4 separate regions of the Homo sapiens genome follow, and all the other regions are linked to region 4. Evidence: chromatin contacts called from ENCODE Hi-C or POLR2A ChIA-PET data. All regions are on one chromosome and are shown on one strand. The core of a region is the stretch at or near the end of the contact, and the rest is flanking DNA. Distances in the headings are between cores, read along the strand shown. Region 1 holds the start of CCDC107 (coiled-coil domain containing 107). Region 2 holds the start of TESK1 (testis associated actin remodelling kinase 1). Region 3 holds the start of BAG1 (BAG cochaperone 1). Region 4 holds the start of FAM219A (family with sequence similarity 219 member A).

What was found. A loop is a pair of places that touch in the nucleus more often than their neighbours do. ChIA-PET counts read pairs that join two places held with the same protein, here RNA polymerase II (POLR2A). Pooled maps may share reads with other maps.
Region 1: a pooled map shows a loop between it and region 4 (8-fold over the local background). The contact joins the promoter of CCDC107 here to the promoter of FAM219A in region 4. A Hi-C loop is called at or near these places in 1 of 37 single-sample maps with no recorded cell type and 6 of 50 pooled maps. POLR2A ChIA-PET finds 5 or more read pairs at or near these places in 2 of 52 experiments (PC-9 and activated CD8-positive, alpha-beta memory T cell).
Region 2: a map of CD8-positive, alpha-beta T cell shows a loop between it and region 4 (18-fold over the local background). The contact joins the promoter of TESK1 here to the promoter of FAM219A in region 4. A Hi-C loop is called at or near these places in 2 of 168 maps with a recorded cell type or tissue (CD8-positive, alpha-beta T cell and naive thymus-derived CD4-positive, alpha-beta T cell) and 9 of 50 pooled maps. POLR2A ChIA-PET finds 5 or more read pairs at or near these places in 1 of 52 experiments (HEK293).
Region 3: a loop to region 4 is called in a pooled map, with 16 times the contacts of the local background. The contact joins the promoter of BAG1 here to the promoter of FAM219A in region 4. A Hi-C loop is called at or near these places in 1 of 37 single-sample maps with no recorded cell type and 7 of 50 pooled maps. POLR2A ChIA-PET finds 5 or more read pairs at or near these places in 1 of 52 experiments (naive thymus-derived CD4-positive, alpha-beta T cell).

Annotation. Positions count from the first base shown.
Region 1 is chr9:35,656,987-35,659,686 of GRCh38, forward strand. CCDC107 (coiled-coil domain containing 107) reads left to right here and starts at 1,306. Exons shown (of 5, transcript NM_174923.3): 1 at 1,306-1,499; 2 at 1,590-1,741. The coding sequence starts at 1,394. ARHGEF39 (Rho guanine nucleotide exchange factor 39) reads right to left here. Exons shown (of 9, transcript NM_032818.3): 9 at 2,357-2,700. It also overlaps RMRP. RefSeq lists enhancers at 70-578, 579-1,086 and a silencer at 1,169-1,428.
Region 2 is chr9:35,603,844-35,606,543 of GRCh38, forward strand. TESK1 (testis associated actin remodelling kinase 1) reads left to right here and starts at 1,419. Exons shown (of 10, transcript NM_006285.3): 1 at 1,419-1,995; 2 at 2,141-2,262; 3 at 2,394-2,442. The coding sequence starts at 1,777. RefSeq lists an enhancer at 655-764 and silencers at 1,245-1,494, 1,525-1,824, 1,845-2,014, 1,949-2,243, 2,025-2,284.
Region 3 is chr9:33,263,268-33,265,967 of GRCh38, forward strand. It overlaps BAG1 (BAG cochaperone 1), which reads right to left and starts at 1,441. Exons shown (of 7, transcript NM_004323.6): 1 at 957-1,441. The coding sequence starts at 1,407. It overlaps CHMP5 (charged multivesicular body protein 5), which reads left to right and starts at 1,782. Exons shown (of 8, transcript NM_016410.6): 1 at 1,782-1,880. The coding sequence starts at 1,812. RefSeq lists enhancers at 450-499, 630-1,219, 1,750-1,989 and a silencer at 1,250-1,569.
Region 4 is chr9:34,457,289-34,459,988 of GRCh38, forward strand. FAM219A (family with sequence similarity 219 member A) reads right to left here and starts at 1,282. Exons shown (of 6, transcript NM_001184940.2): 1 at 916-1,282. The coding sequence starts at 975. DNAI1 (dynein axonemal intermediate chain 1) reads left to right here and starts at 1,517. Exons shown (of 20, transcript NM_012144.4): 1 at 1,517-1,765. The coding sequence starts at 1,718. RefSeq lists a silencer at 954-1,203 and enhancers at 1,080-1,620, 1,183-1,477, 1,574-1,643.

The DNA of each region.
Region 1 (2,700 bases), core at 56-2,555, 1.2 Mb after region 4:
TGGCTTACAGTAGTAGCTGCTCAAGTTAAAAAATCACTAGAGTCCGTCGGGGTGGCACGTGCCTGTAATGTCAACTACCCGGGAGGCTGAAGCGGGAGGATCCCAGGAGTTTAAGACCAGCCTGGGCAAGAGAGCGACCCGCCGTTCCAAAAAAAAAAAAATCACTAATAAGTAGGCACGGTTCTAACTTGAGTGATCCCATTTAATCATCATAGCTCTTGAAGTAAGTGCTTATCTTCATTCCTCAGAGTGGAAAGGAAGGCACGGAGAGAGAACTAAGTTTCACAAGGTCACCGCTCTTGAGTACAGGAGGCAGGATTCTAGCCCAAGCAGAGTCCATATGTTGTGTACCAGCTACACAGTGAATGGTGGCTACTATGGCGTTTGCCAAAGGGAGAGGGAGGTAGAAGAGGAGGCTGTTTCAGGAATGCTCCATATTTGGAGTAATGAGCACAAGGACTTCATAGCAAGGCCAAGAACAGCGTAAAGCTGCCCGCGCATGAAAAGCAGCCGCGTTGACCGGGCGCGGTGTCACGCCTGTAATCCCAGCACTTTGGGAGGGCGAGGTGGACTGATCGCTTGACACCAGGCGTTCGAGACCAGCCTGGGCAACAGGTGAAAATCCGTCTCTACAAAAAATACAAAAATTAGCCAGGCATGATGGCGTGCGCCTGCGGTCCCAACTACTTGGGAGCCTGAGGTGAGGCATCGCGTGAGCCCGGGGAGGTCGAGGCTGCAGTGAGCCGTGGTCTCGGGAACAAAAAACAGCCGCGCTGAGAATGAGCCCCGTGTGGTTGGTGCGCGGACACGCACTGCCTGCGTAACTAGAGGGAGCTGACGGATGACGCCCCCGCGCCACGCCGCTCAGCGGGATACGCTTCTTGGCGGACTTTGGAGTGGGAAGCGGGGAATGTCTACGTGCGTATGCACGTGGCACTCTCTGCCCGAGGTCCGGGGACTTTCCCCTAGGCGGAAAGGGGAGGAACAGAGTCCTCAGTGTGTAGCCTAGGATACAGGCCTTCAGCACGAACCACGTCCTCAGCTTCACAGAGTAGTATTTTATAGCCCTAAAGAAATTGTGTTTTATGATTAGGGTGAGAAAGTTGGTGGCGTGAGATTAAAAAAACCGTTTTCGGGCATAACTTTCTAAGACTATAGGCTTTCAGAGGCATTGTGGCTAGCAGAATAGCTAATAGACACGAAATGAACAAATACAGGAAAGCTAGAATGACACTATCTTATGCAAATATGGTCTGGCCCCGCCCTACGGGGAGTGGGCGTGGCCTCCCCGGAGCCGGCCGGCCTGCTCGCGTGCGCGTGCGCGTTGGGGCGGCCGGCCAATGCCGGACCGCTTCGGCACCGCCCGCCCGATCCCTCCACCCGTGGGCCGGCAATGGCGGGCGCAGTTTCGCTCTTGGGTGTGGTGGGGCTGCTGCTTGTGTCTGCGCTGTCCGGGGTCCTAGGAGACCGCGCCAATCCCGACCTCCGGGCACACCCAGGTACCAGCTAGGGCTGCTGGAGGAGGGCTGGGACTGCGCACGGGTCCCAGGCCCCAGCTCGGCTGACTCGCCTGTATCCTCCCTCCGCAGGGAACGCAGCCCACCCCGGCTCTGGAGCCACGGAACCCCGGCGGCGACCACCGCTCAAGGATCAACGCGAGCGGACCCGGGCCGGGTCGCTGCCTCTGGGGGCGCTGTACACCGCGGCCGTCGCGGCTTTTGTGCTGTACAAGTGTTTGCAGGTACGGGGCGGCCGGGGGTAGGGGTGCCCCTGCAGGTGCGGGACCGCCGGGCGTGGGGATCCCCTGAGCCCGAATCTCCCATGGGGGTGCCAGGGTACCAAGAACAAGACACAGCTTCCCTGTCTGTAAAATAAAGACAGTAGTCCGTTGGCCTTCCAATATTATGAGGTTATTTTGAGGATCCAGGGAGGTAACGGATGTGAAGAGCGTGTGGTGAACTGTAAATAATGACTATCACATTTAGTTCTCCTACAATCCAGTGAGGAGTAGTCACTTGCTCGAGGTCACCCAGCGCTGGCAACTGCTGGAGCTGGGATTTGAACCCAGCTAGCAGTGTCCATGCTACAAGAGTGGGGCCAGCCTTGGCACAGGAGGTTGATTGCTGCAGCCAGTGTTTCTAGAGTTCCAGATATGAAGTGGTCTCATGTTCTCCTTGGGAGGAGGCCCTGAAATGTAAGTTGACAGTACATTTTGAAAAACAGTACCTTCCAGGGCTGTGTCTTTAGCCGTGACCCTATTACGTACTTGCATTATAAAATAGAACCGATGGAACCAGTTTAGATATATGAAACTAGAAGAGATAGCTAATAATGACCCCAGGTAGATGTGACAGGCTAGGATGAATGACTGAATTTAATGATGAACTTTGAGAAGGATAGACTAGTAAATTCTGTTCTTGGACCTGAGTACAGTCTGGGAGAAACATAATGTAGCAGGAGGTCTTATGAAAGAGAGTTAGGCATTCCAGTTGACTGAGTTCACTGTGGGATGTGACAAGCCACTTCCCAAATCAGTGCTGGGAACATGGCACTGTGCTTCACCTGCCAATCAGAATGCCCCTGGAGAATTGTATTCTCCTCAGGGCATTGCTTTAAGAGCACTACGTGTTCAGGAAACAACCAGAGAAAACCACCGTCAATGAGCACTGACTGTAAAGACTGACGTTAATAAACCAGAAA
Region 2 (2,700 bases), core at 169-2,668, 1.1 Mb after region 4:
ACGTGTAACCAGACTCCATTGGAAGACGGTAACCCCACGCGATACGGACTGTGCTTGTATTAATTCTCTTTTAAGCTTACTACAGAAATATCAATACAGTACTTGAGAATTCCTGCAGGACTCAGCCTCGCTTCCTCGAGGAGCTCTCAGCCTGCCTCCGCACTCGAGACGGCAGCTTTCTCTCCCTCCGCCCACCGTTCCGCCGCTAGGTGGCAGGCGGCTCAACGACGCCCTTTTAAACCGTTTGCCCCGGAGTGGACCGCCGGGATCGCGTGTCACCACCCAACCCTAGCGATGATTGGCTATTTCGCCGAGGCCGGAGGAGGAACCAGCGGCAGAACCGGAAGCGTCTGGTACGGCGAGTGCACGGAGTCCTGAGACTGCGTGCGCACCCAGGCACCGCGCCGACTTAAAGAGGCCAGTTGCAGCCCCTCCTCCGGCCTTAGGGGGCAGACCGTGTTCCTACGTGGAGGGCGGAACCCTCACACTGAGGAGGGCTGGGTCACACTGAGGGGAGGAGTCACCTTGAGAGGAGGGGTCACAATGACTAGTGGATTTCCTCGGAGGTGGGGTCTCACTGCGTGGGAGGAACACAGAGCAAGGGGGTGCAGCACTGAGGGGTTCTGACACACTGACGGTGGCAGTGCCACACTGGGGAAAAGTGCCCCCGAAAGGGAGGTGTCTCACTGAGGAAGGGAGGGGTCTCCGAGGGACAGCGTTCTTTGAGGGGGGTGGGATCTTGCGGAAGGACGGGCTTCCCTGCAGGTGGAGGCTTCTCTCTTAGAGTCTTTTGGGCAAAGTAGTAAGAGGGAGGTCCCGGCTGGGTGGTCACAGGGCGGAGGACCTGGACTCTCTTCTTTATTGGGAGGCGGCAGGATGAAGTGAGGAGGAGTCGGGGCTAAGCTGGGTATGGGCCGGCCAAAGGCTTCCTATAGCCCCGGGGTATCACAACCTCCCGTGAAGGTAGAAGGTGTTAGGGAGGCCAGAGGTTCAAGGTGTCGGAGTCGAAGAGACCTGGGAAATGGGCAGGCTGGGCCGGGGCGCAGGCCAGGAAGGTGGACAGGTTGCTAGGCTACCTCTGATTGCGGCTGGGCCTGAGGGGCCTACCTTTCTGCCCCGTTGGTCCCTGGAGCCCAGGAATCCGGCAGGTTTCTGAGCCCGACCCTCAACGGACAGTAACCCAGGGAGGAGAGGGGACTCCCTGGGCAGCTAAGCTTCGCATGCGCACCATCAGCCCTTAATTCCCTCCCGTTATTCAAGCTCAGGCCGGAGCTTATTTGACCCGGGCGGCCCAGGGCATCGCGGCCGGAAAGCGGGGAGGCGGGGGTGCGCACCTGAGGGGGCGTGGCCGCTGCCGGGAGGCCGGGCTGGAAGGAGTTAAGCGGAGGCCCGGCCCAGCCCCGCCCCCGGCAGGCCGCGGAGCCTGATCCCCGGCGGCTAAGCGGAGCAGCCGCCGCCCGCCCGCCCGCCCGCCTCCGCCCGCGGCAAGCCAGCCCGCCGGCGCCCCGGAGCGCTGCCGCCACCGTCACCGCCACCGCCCGGTCCAGGCCCAAGCCCAGGCCCTGCGCGGAGCGGAGCGGCGCGGCGTCCACCCGGGCCCAGCCAGCCGGCGCGGCGGGGGCGGGTCCAGGATCTTCGGCGGATCTTCCATTCTCAGGGCGGGAGCCGGAGTCCGGGCGCCCGGGATCGGGCTGGGCCCGCGCCCATGGCAAGCGCGGCCTGCCCGGGCCCTGGGGACCCTGCCATGTGAGGCAGGCCCGGGCTGGGGGCCCGGCCATGGCCGGGGAACGGCCCCCACTGCGGGGCCCTGGGCCCGGGCCTGGAGAGGTGCCGGGGGAGGGGCCCCCGGGGCCGGGGGGCACGGGCGGAGGCCCGGGCCGGGGCCGCCCCTCCTCCTACCGGGCTCTCCGCAGCGCCGTGTCTAGCCTGGCGCGTGTGGACGATTTTCACTGCGCGGAGAAGATCGGGGCCGGCTTCTTCTCTGAGGTCTACAAGGTAGGACCGGCCGAGAGGGCAGAGGGGCGGGACCGAGCCTTCAACCAGAGGCTGAAACTAGGGGGCCGGGAGTGCGGGGAAGAGGGTCCAGACTCCGGCGACCCGCCCGACCTGCCCGGCCCTCGCCGGCTGCTCCTGCCCCCAGGTTCGGCACCGACAGTCAGGGCAAGTCATGGTGCTGAAGATGAACAAGCTCCCCAGTAACCGGGGCAACACACTACGGGAAGTGCAGCTGATGAACCGGCTCAGGCACCCCAACATCCTAAGGTGAGCGGCCCCAGTCTCTGGGCAGCTTGCTGGGCGGGAGAGAAAGGGAAAGATCCCGCGGGAAAAGTGGAACTGAGGAGGAGCTGAGGCCTTTAATAGCCTATCCTTCTATCTTCCCCATCCTCTTGCAGGTTCATGGGAGTCTGTGTGCACCAGGGACAGCTGCACGCTCTTACAGAGGTGAGGATAGGCCAGGAAGGAGGGATCCCCACCCCCCTTCACCCCCAAGGATAAAGGGAGTCAACAGGCCTGGTGGATCTACGGAGGACTAGTGAGAGGCAACAGGATCTCCTCTCAGGGGAGGCTTTCCTGAACTTTCCTTTAGGCAAACCACATATAAAAGGCCTCAACTGGTCTTATTCTCTGTATCCCCTAGAACAGTGCTGTCCAATAGAATTTTCTTCAGTGACGGAAATGTTCTCTATCTGTGCTGTCCAA
Region 3 (2,700 bases), core at 191-2,690, 1.2 Mb before region 4:
GCTTGACTGCCCTGTACCCTGTATTGTATTGGTCTCGTCTCGCTTGCTGTAATGGGCAAGTGACTGTTTTCCTCCAAGTCTCTCCCACTGAACACACTTGAGTGCATCCATGATTTGTGCTAAGTAAACAGACAAATGCATACGAACAGCAGAGCCTTTCTTTCTGAAGAAGAGACGCCAATTCTTTTCCAGGGATGCGGACAGCAAGGAGGGAGCCTGTGTACAGTACATTACACCAAGGTTTGGTTCCCCCAACAGCTCCGTGAGGTCAGCAGGAGCCAGGGTTACCAAATCTACTTCACAGAGGAGAAACCGGATTCTTAGAAGAAGCCGTCCATCCCAAGGTCACTCAAAACCGCAGGATCTAGAATCCAGGTCTCCAGATTCCCAGACCCTTGGGCCTCCCCTAGCTGGTTCTAGAGAAACCTCATGGACTCAGCTCTCCGGTGTACTGACTTCATTTGGTGGTGTGTCAACTCCAACAGTAGGCAGACCCAAAGGGTGCCCAGAGTACAACGCTTGGACCCACGGCCAACTCAAGCGGCGCACACGGAGAAGGCACTCAGCACACGAGGAGCACCCCGGCATGCACGAAGTTCTGACTTATCACACACGGAGCAGTCGTAGACCACATGGCCCAATATATGCCTGACACAAAGGGCACAATAACTGCGCGGGCACACAAACACAACCAGGCCCACGACGTAAAGCACGGAGAAGCTCAAACACCCAGGATCGCACAAATGACCAGAGACAAAATACACCGGCCACATGGAAAAGTGTACAGACACAAGCCCGGGACAAAAGACAGTTCCACGGACACAACCAATAACCCACGCTTCCGGACGCCAGGACAAGCGCAAGGTCACACGCTTCTGGAGGACACGTGACTAAACCCACAGACCCCGCCGGGCTTTCGGGACCTGCATGGAGCCCACCTGGCGCCCGACACTCACTGTGGGTGACAGTCACGGTGAGCCCAGCTGCCGCCATTTCCTCCCTGGTCACCTCCTCGCTCCGGGTCGACTCCTCGTCCCGGGTCACCTCCTGGCTCCGATTCATCTCTTCGCCCTGGGTCGCCTCCTCACTCTGGGTCGCCTCTTCACTCCAGGTCGCTTCCTCACTCAGGGTCAACTCCTCGCTCCGGGTCAACTCCTCGCTCCGGGTCGAGCGGCGCCGGGTTTTCTTCTTCATCCGCGGCCTGCGAGCGCCGGCGGCGGCGCCCCTGGTGGGTCGGTCATGCCCGCTGGCAGTACTCCGGGCAGGTGGACGCCCAGAGGGAGGCGGACCACGCTGGGCCGGGGGCTCCGACTGGCGCGGCTCCCGGCCTGGCCGAAGGGCGCGCAGCCGGGAACCCAGCCGCTCCCGGTCGCCTCGCGGTCTCCGCGCCCCCCCGCGCTGAGCCAGGCCCGCACTTGTTGACCGCCCAGCGATGGAAGCTGAGCGCGGCGTCTCACAACCCCGCCCGACTACTTCCCAGCCCCGCCCCGGCCTGCCGGCCCCGCCCTCGCCCTATGCCGCGTTAGTTGCCTCCAGGCCCCACCCACTCAACTGAGGCCCCGCCTTGCTACAGTAAAACCCCTCCCACTCCTTCTACCAACACCCCGCCCCCTGCAGGCTCTCTCCGAGAGCACCAAGTCCTTTTGCTCTCCATCCCCGGAAGACCCGGCTGAAAATCCGGAAAAAGAATCGGGAAACGCCAGGAGGCATATTGCGCTTGCGCACGGAGGGGCCGGAAGTCGAGGCGGGAGTGACTCTGCTTCCGTTTCTGGTTTTGCTCTAGTGTTTGGGTTTCTTCGCGGCTGCTCAAGATGAACCGACTCTTCGGGAAAGCGAAACCCAAGGCTCCGCCGCCCAGCCTGACTGACTGCATTGGCACGGTGGGCATTTGATCATGCATAAGTAGGCTCAGGACCTCTGACACACCCGACCCCGCCCACCCCCAGCCCCGGGCCCATATTCTTCCACTTCATTTCGGGTCCTGGGCCCCTTACACGTCGTCCCTCTCTATCTCACCTTCTCCCCTTCATCCCTGTTACCCAAGTCATTCCTAACGCCACAAACCAGGGAACCCCTAACCCCATCACTGCCTTGCCCTGCCAGCACCCAACCCGTTTTGATGCCCATTGCCCGTCCACTCGCTCTCGCCTTGATCCTCTCACCTCACCCAGCCCTAGGCCCATACACCCTTCCCACCTCATCCTGCCTGATCCCTTACCCTTCTTCCATCTGTCATCCCCAGTCCACATCAGGACTCAGCTTGATATCCTAGGTCAACATATCTGTGCCTTCGTCCTGGATCTCAGTAACACAAAACTCAGAACCCTAGCCCCTCAGATTAAGCCACCATCCCCGATTTAGGGAATGGCATTAGATCTACAATCAGCTGGTTTCACTTGGCACTGGCCCATTTCATGTGCCTCTTGGAGGAACTCTCAGCCTGGCTAGTCTCTGATTCTAGGGAAATTCCAACTCAACTCAGTGATTCTCAAATTATTTTCTGCCCCAACCCACTTGAAGGCTACCTGGTATATCAGAATCGGGGCAGTGTGGCGGGGGGTAAGAGAATAATTTATAAAGCCCAGGGTTTCTGGTTGGGAATACCCTTCTTTGTGAACCACTGTTTTTCACCCTTCCCCTTAAGCTCCTCTTTTCTTCCTCTGTATTCCTTCCTCTCTACCTGCCCCTTCTGGAATAAGT
Region 4 (2,700 bases), core at 32-2,531:
GGGAGCCCCCTGGGCGGTGGCCAGCAAGCATGGTCTCCCTTAGGCCTAGCCTCGGTGCACCCGAGTTGCCCTCCCCCTTCCATTCCCTCCGCGCCAGCAGCGATGACATCATTCCTCCCTGACTCCGGGACCGCGGACAGGCGGCAGGATCCGCGCCCAGCAAGGACTTCAGGCACGTAGGCCTAAGATGATGGGGGCTCTTCCCAACCAGTGCGCACAGGCAGCTCCAGCGCGACCCCACTTCCTCTCCCGTCGGTTCCCGAGCACTCTCATCTGCACCCCGATTCCCCATCTGGTCGCCGCGCACTCTCCTTCCCGGTTTAGATGCCCCCAGCCTGGTCTGCCTGCGCTCCCCACCGGAGAACGGAATTCCCAGGTTCTGCACCAACCACCTTCCCCCACTGGGTCCCTCGCCCCGGCCCAGCGTTCCTGTCCGTATATCCAGCGGACAGGCGGGCAAGCCCCTCCTCTTCTAAAAGCTGATTCCCAATCTCTCTTAGCCTGACGGCTCCCCCGCCCTAAGCATCACAGGCCTCTAGGACTAAACGCCTCCCCACCTCCCATCCCAGACCCCTGGGCCTGCCGCCGGCGGTGCCCCATGGCAGTTCCCTCGCCAGTCCCTGCTATGGGCCTCCACTAGCGGTGTGCACCTTTGTGCCCCCTCCGTTCCATCCGACGGTGCCCTGCTTCCACCGACGGTGCCCTCCGCCCTTACAGGTCCCTTTGCTCTCATCCAGCATATTCTCCCACGGTTTTCTTGTCCTGCAAGTCCCCGTCCCCCGGCAATACGTTTTCAGGGATCTCTTTGCCCCATCCGATGGCGCCCCTCCGCACGATCCCCCCGGCCTGATTCCCTCCCTCCCCCTCAAGCGACGCCCCCTCCGGCCTTGGCCTGCCCGCCGCCCGCCCCCTCACCAGCGGCTGCATCTCCGAGTGCGCGGTGGGCACCTGGAACCGGTCGATCTCCTCCATCATGGTGCCGGCGGGCGAGCGGGCCAGGGGCCGGGCGCGGCCGCGGACGCCGACAGGACCGCGCGGGGCGGCGGCCCCAGGAGCCCGGCGGGTGGTGCAGACTAGGCCTCCCCGGACCACTCGGGCGGGCAGGGGCCGGGCGGATGCAGGGGTGGGCGGGGGCGAGAGGTTCGCAGACTGGCTGAGGCCGGCGTGACTCCGTGGGCTTGCCTAGCACTACCGCGGCTGTGGCCGGGCCGAGCCGCAGGTCTTGCCTCGCCTCCTACTCCGCTGCCGCCTCCTGTCAGCAGCTCAGCCACTGCGGTGACTCGGCAACTCCACTTCCGGGTCCGGGACACCGCCCGGATCTTGCATTATTCATGAGGAGGCGGTGCCTGGGGACCCCAGCCCCACCCACATGCGGGAGTTCCGAATGCGCGCGGCCGCCCAGCTGTGATTCCTGAGGGGGCGGGGCTTAGTGGAGACTCGCTCGCCGCGCGCCCAACCCCGCCTCCTTTCCGGGCCGGCTGGGCGCGCCGAAGCGCCTGCGCCTTGGCTGCTGGTCGGTTGCTGGGTAACCGCGTCAGGGAGTTGGATTCTATCCTGCAAGGGCACGGGGACCCACAACGACGGCTGTCCCTAAAGAACCGTTGCGACTGGTAACTGAAGTGGAAGAGAGTCCAGATTTCTTGTGTGTGGTCAAGGAGACGGACAAACTTTTTGTCTTCAGACGAGGGAGCGTTTTGTAGGCTCTCCAGGGGTTGAGATGATTCCTGCTTCTGCGAAGGCTCCCCATAAACAGCCTCATAAGCAGGTAACGTACGCACACCTTCCTTCTGATGACCTCTGACCTTCGTCGTCGCCAGTGACCACTAATCATACCTCTCCTACTGATCCTTGATCTTTTCTCTGTTGACCCCAGCCTTCTCACCCCCGTGACCTCTGGTAAGTGCTCCCACTGACCTCTGACTCTGTCCTACTCTTTCCCACTAATCCCGGCCTCCTCTCCCATACTACCCCAATCCACCGTTTCTTACCTCTCTCCTTTTATCCACCATTCCCATCTCTTCACTTCACTTTACCCCATGGACTCATTCTGACCAGTCTATTCTCCTTAACTTCCCCATCCCCATTCCCACGAGTCCCTTCCTCCTTGTTCTCACATTCTTGTCCCAAAGGAATTTTTCTTTTTCTTTTTCTTTCTTTCTTTCTTTTTTTTTTTTTGAGACAGAGGCTCGCCCTGTAGCCCAGGCTAGAATGCAGTGGCGCCATCTCAGCTCTCTGTAACCTCTGCCTCCTGGGTGCAAGCGATTCTCCCACTTCAGCCTGACGAATAGCTGGAACCAAAGGCATAGGCCACCACGCCCGGCTAAATTTTGTGTTTTTGGTAGAGACGGGGTTTCCCCATGTTGCCCAGGCCCGTCTCTAACTCCTGAGCTCAAGCGATCCTCCTACCTTGACCTTCCGAAGTGCTGGGATTACAGGCGTGAGCCACGGCGCCCAGCCTCAAAGGCATTCTTTATCCAACCCTTTGCTGTGTGCCTAGCTCCAGGCTAGGTGGGAACACAGCTCTTGCTGTTTGGGAGCCCACAGAGGGTGTGCAAGAGAACTAAACAGAATACAGGACAGGCTATGTGCAGGAGTGTGATTTTATTTTCTGTGCTGGGAGATTTATGAGGAGAGAAAGGGCAGGCAAAGAGGAAGAGGAGAGAGGCCCTTTTCTCATCCCTGTCCTCACCCCCACAGTGC